Linked DNA regions of Mus musculus: region 1 is linked to region 2. The links are chromatin loops, found by intact Hi-C in ENCODE. Cell type or tissue: left cerebral cortex. All regions are shown on one strand. Links, peaks and the distances in the headings refer to the core of each region. The heading gives the core; the rest is flanking DNA.

Evidence for each region. Peaks named below come from ENCODE experiments on the same cell type or tissue, not always from the same donor. Only the 100,000 strongest peaks of a DNase experiment are listed, where the experiment ranks them.
Region 1: a loop joins it to region 2, with 3 times the contacts of the local background. A loop is called at or near these places in 12 of 42 quality-filtered maps.

The regions. Positions count from the first base shown.
Region 1 is chr12:113,153,530-113,158,894 of GRCm38, reverse strand. Crip1 (cysteine-rich protein 1 (intestinal)) reads right to left here. Exons shown (of 5, transcript NM_007763.3): 4 at 5,231-5,277; 5 at 5,016-5,120. The coding sequence ends at 5,237. It overlaps Tedc1 (tubulin epsilon and delta complex 1), which reads right to left and starts at 2,474. Exons shown (of 8, transcript NM_134041.3): 1 at 2,324-2,474; 2 at 2,142-2,220; 3 at 1,532-1,734; 4 at 1,168-1,317; 5 at 728-826. The coding sequence starts at 2,458. In left cerebral cortex, for the core only: a CTCF peak has its summit at 2,825 (motif pointing right); DNase peaks (open chromatin) are centred at 2,719 and 3,328; H3K4me3 peaks cover 1,457 bases; H3K27ac peaks cover 632 bases.
Region 2 is chr12:113,002,084-113,007,448 of GRCm38, reverse strand. 9230104M06Rik (a long non-coding RNA gene) reads right to left here. Exons shown (of 3, transcript XR_001780729.2): 3 at 2,968-3,267. Among named protein-coding and RNA genes, the nearest start is that of 9230104M06Rik, 4.0 kb to the right of the region's middle. In left cerebral cortex, for the core only: CTCF peaks have their summits at 2,262 (motif pointing left) and 4,529 (motif pointing right); a DNase peak (open chromatin) is centred at 2,257.

The DNA of each region.
Region 1 (5,365 bases), core at 55-5,054, 150 kb before region 2:
TCCTGGAACTCACTCCGTAGACCAGGCTGGCCTCGAACTCAGAAATCCGCCTGCCTCTACCTCCTGAGTGCTGGGATTAAAGGCATGCGCCACCACTCCTGGCAGATTTGTTTATTCTTATTTATCTGAGTACACTGTAGCTGTCTTCTGACATACCAGAAGAGGGCATTGGATCCATTGCATATGGTTGTGAGCCACCATGTGGTTGCTGGGAATTGAACTCAGGACCTCTGAAAGAGCAGCCAGCACTCTTTAACAGCTGAGCCATCTCTCCAGCCCGGCTCTCTTAAGATTCAAGTCTATCAGGAAGCTCAGGAGCCCACTGCCTAGAAAAGCCATGCTTGGAAAGAAGTAAATGGCTCCTGGGCAACGAAGGAGGATTAAGGCCTACAAACATCCAGGCCAGTACCCTGGCCTTCCTGTTAACCTCCCCACGCTGATTCCTGTGAGTCTAGCCCCAGGCTCTGAAGGACAGCCGGCCTGCTCACACTCAGGCTTTCCTACCTCCAGATACGTCAGGTAGAACTAGAGGTTCATCTCAGACCTGACAGCAGTGTTTTCCCATTCCAGTGGTCCCCTTCCGGAACCCCAACTGTGACACTAGCCACCCACAGTAACAAACGACAGTGATTGGCTGTCAAAGCCTAACACCAGCCGGGTATTTCCCCAACAGACCAAACACCCTGCCATGAGGCAGCGCCCACTGCAGCACCCTGCCAATCCTCACCTGCTGACCGCTCTCTGGATCTCTAAGCATCTCTGTTTCGGCAACAGAAAGATGGCCAAGGCTCTGTTGGCTGTGGCATCCCTGCGTGTACAGGTGGATCTGTAATAGGTAAAATAGCCAGGCTGGGGAGTAGCTCCCAGCAAGATCTTTCAGCCGAATATGGGCACCTTTAGAGACCACTTATAACCAGAAAGGACAGAGCTGGGCTCAGGATACCCCAGTAATACTGGGGGCAGAGGCTGCAGAAGGGCACCAGACAACTTCACCGAGGGCTTCCACACCTTGCTCACCAGGACACAGGTAAAGCACGGTCCGTCCCTGCTTGTAAAGGTCAGAGTTGGGATAAGCCCAGCAGTCCAGTGGTCCAATAGTGGTGACAGAGATGGACCCCAGGGAAAGGCAGCCTGGGCACAGGGTGAAGAGCCATGTGCCTGTATTACCTTGCTGAGGAGGATACACTGCTCCTGCTGACTAGAGATCAGGCATCGCCACCTAAACCGCAGCCTTCCCATCAGCCATTCCACTAGTCGGAGATCCACGGGGCTCTTTGGTTCCACAAAGGGTGCAGGAGGACCAGGACTGGTTGGGGCCTCACAGTAGAGAGGGAACAAGAGTCAGCCCTGCTATACATCCCATATCTCGAGGAAGGACCAGGACAGGGAAGCTGTACTACTGACGTACATCCTCAGCTTCAAAGCTGGATGAGAACCACACCAAGGGCAAATACCACATGAGCTGGAAGCCCGGAGAAATCCACGGGTTCTGGGCAAAGCAGGGCTCTGACACCCTCAATTACATACTCACCTCCCACTGGGGCAACTGGTCACCCAGCTGCACACGGGTCTGGGCAAGCAGCTGCTCAAGCAAGGGTCCTCGGGCGAGGAGCCAAGACAGGGCCAACAGCAGTTCCCGGCTTCCCTGAGAACTGCCGTCTGGAAATTGTAGCAGCACAGACCTGGGGTAGCCTTGGGAGCCCAGTGCTGATTTCACCACACAGGCTTGGGCCTCTGGAGTGGGAAATGATCAGATCAGGGGGTGCTAACCTGGAGATTTCACCTGGATCCCTCTGGGGACCTGAGAGCACCCCCTAAGCTTAGAACCTGCTAAGCGTGGACTAAGGAGGCGAGATCTGAGAGTCTATGAGGAGGCAAAGTGATAACCAACGGGCAGGATTTCTGTGAGTGGTTGGCCAGTCTCAGCGTTTCACTGGAGTGATAAAGCCACTACTACCCAGGTAAGCGTGGTAAAGGCTAGTGGGAACTTATACTAATGGAAGTGGGCGCAACAGCGAGAGGAGCAGGTGCCTGCAGGAAGGGAGGAAACAACAGAGGAGCTTTGATGGGGCGGGACTTGGTGGGTTAAGACAAAACTACAATAGCCTTGGGGAGCGGCTTTCTGAGAGGGCGGGGCTTACCTGGGGCAAGGTCGGTCCAGGTATTGTTTGCAGCAAGCGGTGAGAGCACGCGCAAGAGAAGCTGCCAGAGCACTGGAGCCTGAAGCAAACGAGGAGTTTGTAGTCAGCGGGTATCAGGTGTCACCTACATCAGCCCAGGCAACGCCTGCCCCGACCCCGACCGCCTACTCGAATAGCCTCACCGCCTCAGGTCGATCGAACTTGGCGCGGCGGAAGATTTCTGGGCTGGGCCCAGCAGGCAGGCACCGACTCAGCGCGGCGACAGCCTCAGGCAGGGCCCGGGCAGCCCCTTCCACCCGGCTCCGCCGCCGCCGCATACAGCCAGCACTAGACAGCCTCGGATTGCCCGCTCGGGACCCCGACCAATCACAGTTCCGGATGAGGCCCGCCTTCTCCCCTCAGGCCCAATGAACGATGACTCTGGCGTTTGAGTGCCTACCAGTCTATCCCGTAGGCAGGCACTTCCGGGGTCGGGGGCGGGGATTGGAGGTGCCAACTCCGTTGGAACTCACCAATCAGCACCTCGACTTATCAACCGCCTTAGCAACCCCGGGCTAGGGAAGCGCGAGGCTGGAGGGCGCGCATGCGCCCGAGGTGTTCCCTGGAGGAGCGGAGGAAGGAGCAATGTGGCTCCACCCAGCCACGAAGGGAGTGTCTCTGCGAAGCCGCCCTGGAAGGAACCCGCCGCCAGGGGTCGCCAGGCCTCCGCGAGAAGCAGCTGAGCCCTGCGAAGTGGGTGGGGAGTTCCGGGGGCCACGTCGCCAGAAGTCTCTTCGGAAAGCCATCCTCCCTCTCATGTACAGCCAGCCCCAGACTTCCTTGTCCCCATATTCATTCTTCCTCCAGCCACTAGAAGAGCAGTTTTTAAGGAAAATTCTCCACTTCATAAAAGGGTGCGGCCCTCTCTTTTAAGGTTGAACTTAGTTTTGCACTCAGCCCTTCAGGAGCAATCTTGGTAAGCTTTGAGAATCCCGCAAGGATTCACAGTAGCTACATGACAATGGCAGAATGAACCCAGAGTGCAACCTGATGCACGGGGAAAGACATGCAGTCGGCAACTATCCTCCGCAACCGGCATGAGCCTACTACGTGGCTACAACCTAGGTGAAGCCAGAGCAGCCTCTGTGGGAAGCCGGATGCGAAAGATCACATTATGTGCGCCAGTGCGTGTGGAGGAGGGCCGGACAAAGGCCGGACGCTGCCAACGGTGATCCAGAGACAAGCCTGTAGGCGACGAGTGGCAGGAAGAATTGCTGGGGCGAGACCTGAACGCTCGAGCGGACACAAACTAAGCTTTGTGCCCTCGATGTCGCCACCAAAAATAGTTGGAGCAGCGGACAGACAGTACTGCGTGTACTCTGCATCTCAAAGCTAGGAAAGAAGAGGCAGGTGGAGAGGGAGAGGGTGCGGTGCGGAAAAGGAAAGTGAGGTGAGAGGGAGGGGCAGAGCTGTCCCTTGGCACCTGCCAGTTTAACGGCGGTCTACAGGATGGCCACGCCCTCCGGAAGTGCGGAGACTGCGGGCTCACCTTTACCTTGACCCTCCCTGTGTTTTGCTGCAGACCTTCCTCTGCTCATCTGGATACCTTCAGCTATTCTGCCTCAGGGTCTCCTCCTTCCTGGCCCCTTGCCACACAGCAAATGGCCTCGCCCAGCTAGTTTCTACCTGCTCTTCCTGCCCTCGCTTCAGAGCCATGCTATACTGCACACCTTAAACACGAAGCGCCCTGAAAAGCACAAAGACTTGAGTTCTTGTCTACTGTGCCAAGGAACTCCTGATACACCCTTATGGAACTCTCTGCCGCTTAGGCTTCTTTGCAATACTATACACTTCCCTCACCTGACCTGCTCATTCCTACAGGCCTCTCAGGTTGCTGGAGGCCCAAGTCTACTCCAGTTGAGAGACGTGGATCTGGGCTCGAGGGGCTGGAAGTATGAGGAAGACAGGGGCCTTAAGGGTGGAAGACAACAGGGGAAAGTGAGTTTCTGCCCTTCACCCATACATCTCTTCCAGGTCCTCTGCAGGTCTGGTTGGACACCAAAGATACCCTCACCCCTCCTAGTAGGAAACTAATACCGAAGGTGGGCTTCTTCTACTCCATACTGTGGTCACCTCAAACACTATGGCCTCCACCTATTGAAATTCCAGAATCACCCAACAATACACACTACACTATACTACACTACACTGCAGACCACTTACTGGACTATCCAGCTTGTTCCTGCAGTGTAGGTGCCAAAGATGAACCCAGGCTAGACCAGGACACTGCTGAGACCTTTGTGACCTTGTTAAGTCCAAAGGGTTTTGAATGGCCAGTAGCATAGGGAAGGCAAAGCTGAGAGCTGCCTGGCTCTACAAGGGTTTCCAGAAAGCCCTTTCCACTGTCACCCTCAAATCCCATTAGAGCACTGGGTCACCCAGGGCACTCCTGTTCAGGGAAAAGGTGTCTGGGACCACGCTGAGCAGCTACAGAGCTCACCCACAAGGGTGCACTTCTGGGGACAGGGTGGGGTTGCAGGAAGTGAAAATGGAATAGATCAGGAATCCACACAACTCCCTCCCGAAACAGCTCAAAAAGGGAACCAAAGCAGCTCCCACTGATTCACCCTCTGAACTGCGGCCAGCCCCACCTACGCCATGTTCCTGCTGACCCCGACAGCCAGGACCTCACCCCAGGCCAGAACCACTACAGAACCAGGCGACAGGAACTTTACGGATCCTGAAGTTGGATGTAGGCCTGAAACTGCACCCCTCAAAGGGTAGTGGGCACCACTGCCTGCAGCAGCAGGAAAAGCAGTGCCCTGCATCAGGCCTGGGGTTGAGGCTCTCACTGTACACCCCTCTATCACACATCAGCAGACAAAAACACAGGACTTCCAAAGATCAGGTTTATTAAAGGCACTGAGGGTTCCCGAGAGCCCTGCTGTCCGGGGGTAAGGCCTGGCATGTGCCTGGGCGGGCAGGGAGAGTTTCCACAACCTGTAAGAAAGAGAGACAAATGTGAGCGCAAAGTTTTGTTATTTACTCTATTAGGGATGACTCTGTCCTGTAAACTGGTGGACTGGGTGGGATTGGAGATGGGGCTATACCTCGGTCTACTTGAAAGTGTGGCTCTCAGCTCCACCTCGCCCAAAGCCTGCCAAAGATAAAAAGAGGATAAGATAAAAAATAAGGATACTGACATGTTGGGAAAGGAGGCCGGCACTGGGAGGCCCGTTAGGGAA
Region 2 (5,365 bases), core at 55-5,054:
TGCATTTTCCCATGTGATGAGAAAACTAGCTTTCCAGGGCCCTCTCCTATGAGCATTCAGTGATCCCAACCATGAGGTCGCCTCAGCAACAGTTAGTGGGCCCCAGGGTCTGTCTTCCAACTTGGCTGAGTACCCCTGGAAGGGAAAGCAGCTTCCCTGGCTTCTCCCTGGCATCTGCAGGGAGCCTGTGCCTAGGTTCCAGTGGATCCTGGAACGAGTAGGGAGCAACACCCACCACTCAGTCTCTGTGGGGAGACTGAGAGAGTACTCAGCACTCCCAGGCACACCTGTAGAACTACAAGGGCAGCAGAAAAGTCTGATGGTGTCGGGAGTTCACCTAGAAGAACGGCAATACCATTGCACCTCTTGAAACTGCCTTGACTCTTAAACTCTGCATAGTCAGCATTCTCTAGAGGCACATAACCAGTGTGATCAGCCACACACAGAAGTGAGCCACACACAGAAGTGTGCGCACACACATGCACACACACACAGACACACACATGCACGCACACAAGCAAGTATGAGAATTTAAGTCAGCTTAAAATAGTATCACTTAGCCGGGCATGGTGGTGCACGCCTTTAATCCCAGCACTCGGGAGGCAGAGGCAGGTGGATTTCTGAGTTTGAGGCCAGCCTGGTCTACAAAGTGAGTTCCAGGACAGCCAGGGCTACACAAAGAAACCCTGTCTCGAAAAACAAAACAAAAAAACAAAAACAAAAACAAAAAATTGGTATCACTTAGCAGAGCCATACCTGAGAGCTGAGACCCAGGTAGTTGTTCCATGAGGCTGGGTGCTTCAATATTGGGAGTAATTCCACAATGGCTGTCTCTCACTGGGGACAGTCCACAACGTGGGTGTCTTATCAACCCCAGTCCTTAGTCCAAGATGAAAGCTTGTTCTGATGTCAGAGAGGGAACCCGAAGCAGCCACAACAGGGCAGATTAACTCAGCTGCACCAGGGAAGGCCAAGGGGGAAGAGCCAGATGGCCTACCTTCCTTCTGAAGCCCTTTGTTTCCCGGCTGCCACCTGAAGGTGCTGCCCACGTGTGTCTTCCCACCTCAGTCAAAGCAGCCAGGACAGGTCTTCAGGTGTGGCTCCCTAGTTTGTGTCGAATTGACATTAAACAAACAAACATCCTACACCCACTGCTCCTCATCATGAACTAAGATGCTAAAACTTAGATGCTAGAGCTAAGAGAGGCTAGAACTCAGCCAGACAGTGCTGCTCTCGGAGAGGCTAGCAGGGACAGTGCCATTTCTACTGCTACACTGAAGAAAGGCAGAGGCATCTTCCAGTGTGTCTGGTAGGAAGTCAGCAACTAAGACCTCAAGATCTGAGAACAGACAACCCAGGGTTGTTACATAGTGAGACCCTGTCTCAAAAACAAACAGCAAAAACTATAGAAAGTAGAAAATGTAATCCTACTCAGCTTAAAAAAGAAAGCAAATATGTAAATGTGTGTATGTGAAAGTATCTATCAATACATGATTATGTGTGCCAAATACATTTTTCTCAAAAATACTGACGCACAGGAATTCAAGCTGCCATAAGAAAATATAAACTGTGCTAGGAGAGCATTACCTCTGTGCTCCGAATGCAATCGGTTCTGTTGCTTTCCTTTCTCTTCTCGTCTTTCATGGCTTTTAACTCCAGTGAAGAATATTGAGATGGGAACAAAGGATGCTCTGAGTCAAGCCAGCTGTGGAGCTCTGGTGCTGCACACCTTTAATCCCAGCACTCCAGAGGCAGAGGCATTCAGATCGCTATGAGTTCAGGGCTAACCTGATCTATAGAGCAAGTTCCAAGCCAGTCAGAGTTACATCACACGAATCTGTCTCAGAAAAATAAAAGCATGTCTTGTGGCAGATAAATCAGGATAGGCTGTGGCTGAGCCGCTGACAGGGGTGAGCTAGGTGCCCTGGAAAAATAAGCCAAGGGCAGCCCCAGCACTTCCCCCGTACCAGCCAAGCACCATCAGTATGGAAACATACACTCACTTAGTAGGTGATATCCTTACAACCCTGGGAAACCATTCACATCTGTCAGACAATGGAAAATACAAGTGACAAAATATTTACAAAGAATGAAATAGGCTTTTGTTTTCTTTGTAAATCACGATGCCCACCTCAATTGCCCATGTGATGAAGGTGAATGCAGAGCAAAGGCCAGCCTGCAGCTCTCCCCATGATCTCAATTCACCCAGAGGCGGGCGCCACCTCCTGGGTTACTCTGCTCAGGAGTGTGGGCTCCCTCATCCTTCACCTTAGGATGGCAGAGCTGCCCTCTTCTGGTTGGTAGCTACCTTGGGCATTTGCACATAGTCTGTGGCATTGCAGGTTTGTGTGGTATTTCAAAGGGAGAGCTTATGGAGGGGTATGTCTGATAACTGGGAAATGACAGATCAGCCATGACATATTTACCCACTGGACATGCAAGGGAGCTCTCCGTGTTGCTCTCCAGGAACAGTCACGGTAGGCGATGGTGTGAAAAGCCAAGGATTAAAGCTGTCGAGCAGGCATCATCCTCTTACCTTATTTTATGTCTTTTTTTTTTTTTTTTTTTTTTTTTTTTGAGACAGGTTTCTCTATGTGCTCTTGGCTGTTCTGGAAGTCATTGTGTGCAGACCAGGCTGGCCTCAAATGCACAGAGATCTGCCTGCTTCTGCCTCCCAAGTGCTGAGATTAAAGGTATGAGACACCATGACTGTTAACTTACTGATCACATTTAACCTAGGCTTAAGAATAGGAGGGAAGACCAGACGGAGTGGCACACAACTTTGATTCTAACACTCAGGGGAGTCAGGGGCAAGATATCGGGACTTCAAGGCAAGTCTGCCCCCCCCCAAAAGAATCCGAGGGACCTTTGGGTTTAAATTATAATGCTCCATGCTCCTTAGTGTTTCTCACAGTAGAAATAGTGATGCAAACACATATGTAGAATATGGGAAAATACCAAGGTCCTAATACAGAGAACAGCCAATGACAGTCATAAAAGACACAATACCCCTGACAGCACACAGGTGTTCAATCCTGTTTCATCAGAGTGAGTGAAAGGATAGCTTTTCTGTAGGGTTATTTTATTTTGTTAACGAAAATGATCCTTCTGCTCTGAAAGCAACAATTTAACTGCTTCTTGAAATAGGGTCATACGTTTGACCCTAGGTCTGTATGTCGCTGAGGCAGCTTTAAGTCCGTGATCCTCTCGATTGCTGGGATTACAGGTCTGAGCCAGTATCTCTACTTGATGCGGTCACACTGAGCCCTGGGATTTAACAGGAATTGGGGACTTTCAGATTATCGCAGGCCAGATGGAGTGGGCTCTCAGTGTCAGGTTGTATCCTGGAGCAAGCAGAAATGTGGGAGAGACTCTGGAGTGAAAGAGTATCCAAGCCTTTTTAAAAAGAATGCGGGGAGCTTGAAAGAGCCTCCAGCCACAGGCCAAGAGGCTGCAGGAAAGGTCATCTCCTTTTTTCCTGGAGTGTGTGTGCCAGGTGGGCAAGGGCCACTGGGAAGACATATTTGGCAGGGATATGGTAAACTGGGGAGGGACAGGCGAGAGCGCTAAAAAACAAAAAACAAACAAACAAACAAACAAACAAAAAACAGTTCAGGTTTGGAAAATGAGAGACATCAAGTGAAAAAGATGGAAGGAACACAAAACAAGGCAGACAAAGTCGCCTATGGATTTGGGATGTAGGAAAACTCATTTAAATTATGTTGTTGCCGGGACTGCTGAGGCACCCCATGTCATGTTTCCCAGCTCACTCTGACGGGTTACTGCAGTAGCAGGGCATGCACTGGAGACACCTGAGGGGCAGCTTCCCTTTCTCACTGGAAACCTCAAGAAGCGACTCCTGTGCATTCACCCAGGGTGATCACTCCACCCGCAGCAACCTAGTGTTAATGCCATATTTAAGCCCCAAAGCCGGCTGGATGCTTGAGGAACAGGTCCACCTGGTGCACTGATGGCCACAGAGCCACCGAGGCACCGAGCACATCACTTCCAGCTGGTTTGTTACGGCTCACTGGGCTCCTGGAAGACCTGAGCATTCACTATGAACTGCCCCTGCCCTGTTCATGTTTGAAGAGGTGACCTTTAGAGAGGTGATTATGGTAGCAGGAGGTCATTAGGAAAGGTGCTAATCTACTGTCCTATGGCTGTGTCCTTAAAAAGAACCGAAGATGAGGAGACAGACTGACAGACACACACAGAGTACCCTTTGAGGCAGAAGGCAAGGCCTCAGGAGCAAAGACCTTGTTCATACCTTGACTTCCAGCCTTTAGATCACAAAAGTAGAATTTTTGCAGGGCAGTGGTGGCACATGCCTTTAATCCCAGCACTTGGGAGGCAGAGGCAGGCAGATTTCTGAGTTCGAGGCCAGACTGGTCTACAGAGTGAGTTCCAGGACAGCCAGAGCTACACAGAGAAACCCTGTCCAGGAAAACCAAAAAAAAAAAAAAAAAAAGGTTTAATTTCTTTTTCATGTATATAGTATTCTGTCTGCATATATACCTGCACGCCAGAAGAGGGCACCAGATCTCATTATAGATGATTGTAGCTGGGAATTGAACTCAGGACCTTTTGGAAGAGCAGCCAGTGCTCTTAACCTCTGAGCCATCTCTCCAGCTCCAAGAGTAGACAAAGTCAAGTCGCTGAGTCTGGGGCACTTTGTTCTGGTAGTCCCAGCAAACAAATATTCTACAAGTTTTATTGAAACAGAAAAAGAATTGAACTCAAGGAAATGTGTGTGCTGGGACTGTTTTGTGGCAAGGGCTTGACTATGTCATACAAACTTGGGAATGGAAGGACGCAAGGCTAATGAGTGGATTGGGTAAAGCAGTGGTATAGCAGAATCCATAGCAGAATCTGTGCAGAGCAAAGGGGTTTAACACAGGCACTCTCTTCTCTTTGTGGTACGCCTAATACTTCTCCATGATGAAGCATTTGGGGGTACCCCCAGCTCTGAGCTATGTTTTCTCTCTACACAATGGCATTCATGAGTGATAAGCTCACCTTTTCATGTTTATCCCCTGCAGAGCAAGATATTCTTGCTCTTTAAGACTCAGATTGGGTGAGCCTTTTTCAAGATAGAATGGCAGGGAAGCATCCCCAGGCCCTCCAAAGAAGATAGGGCTCCACCTGGTTCCTCTGTAGGGGCTGAAGAACTTGCTGCTCTTCCCTTCTTAGCACTTGTCTTACTGCAATGTACATTGGGGTCACTGAGAAGGGACAAGGCTCAGGGGCATCTGTGAGGAGGTCTGAAGGACCCTGGTCCTCCACCTTGGGACTCTGACCATGGTTATCTCCTAAAGACACCAACTGTATAGGGAACCAGGAGCTCCTGTGAGTGCTTCACTCT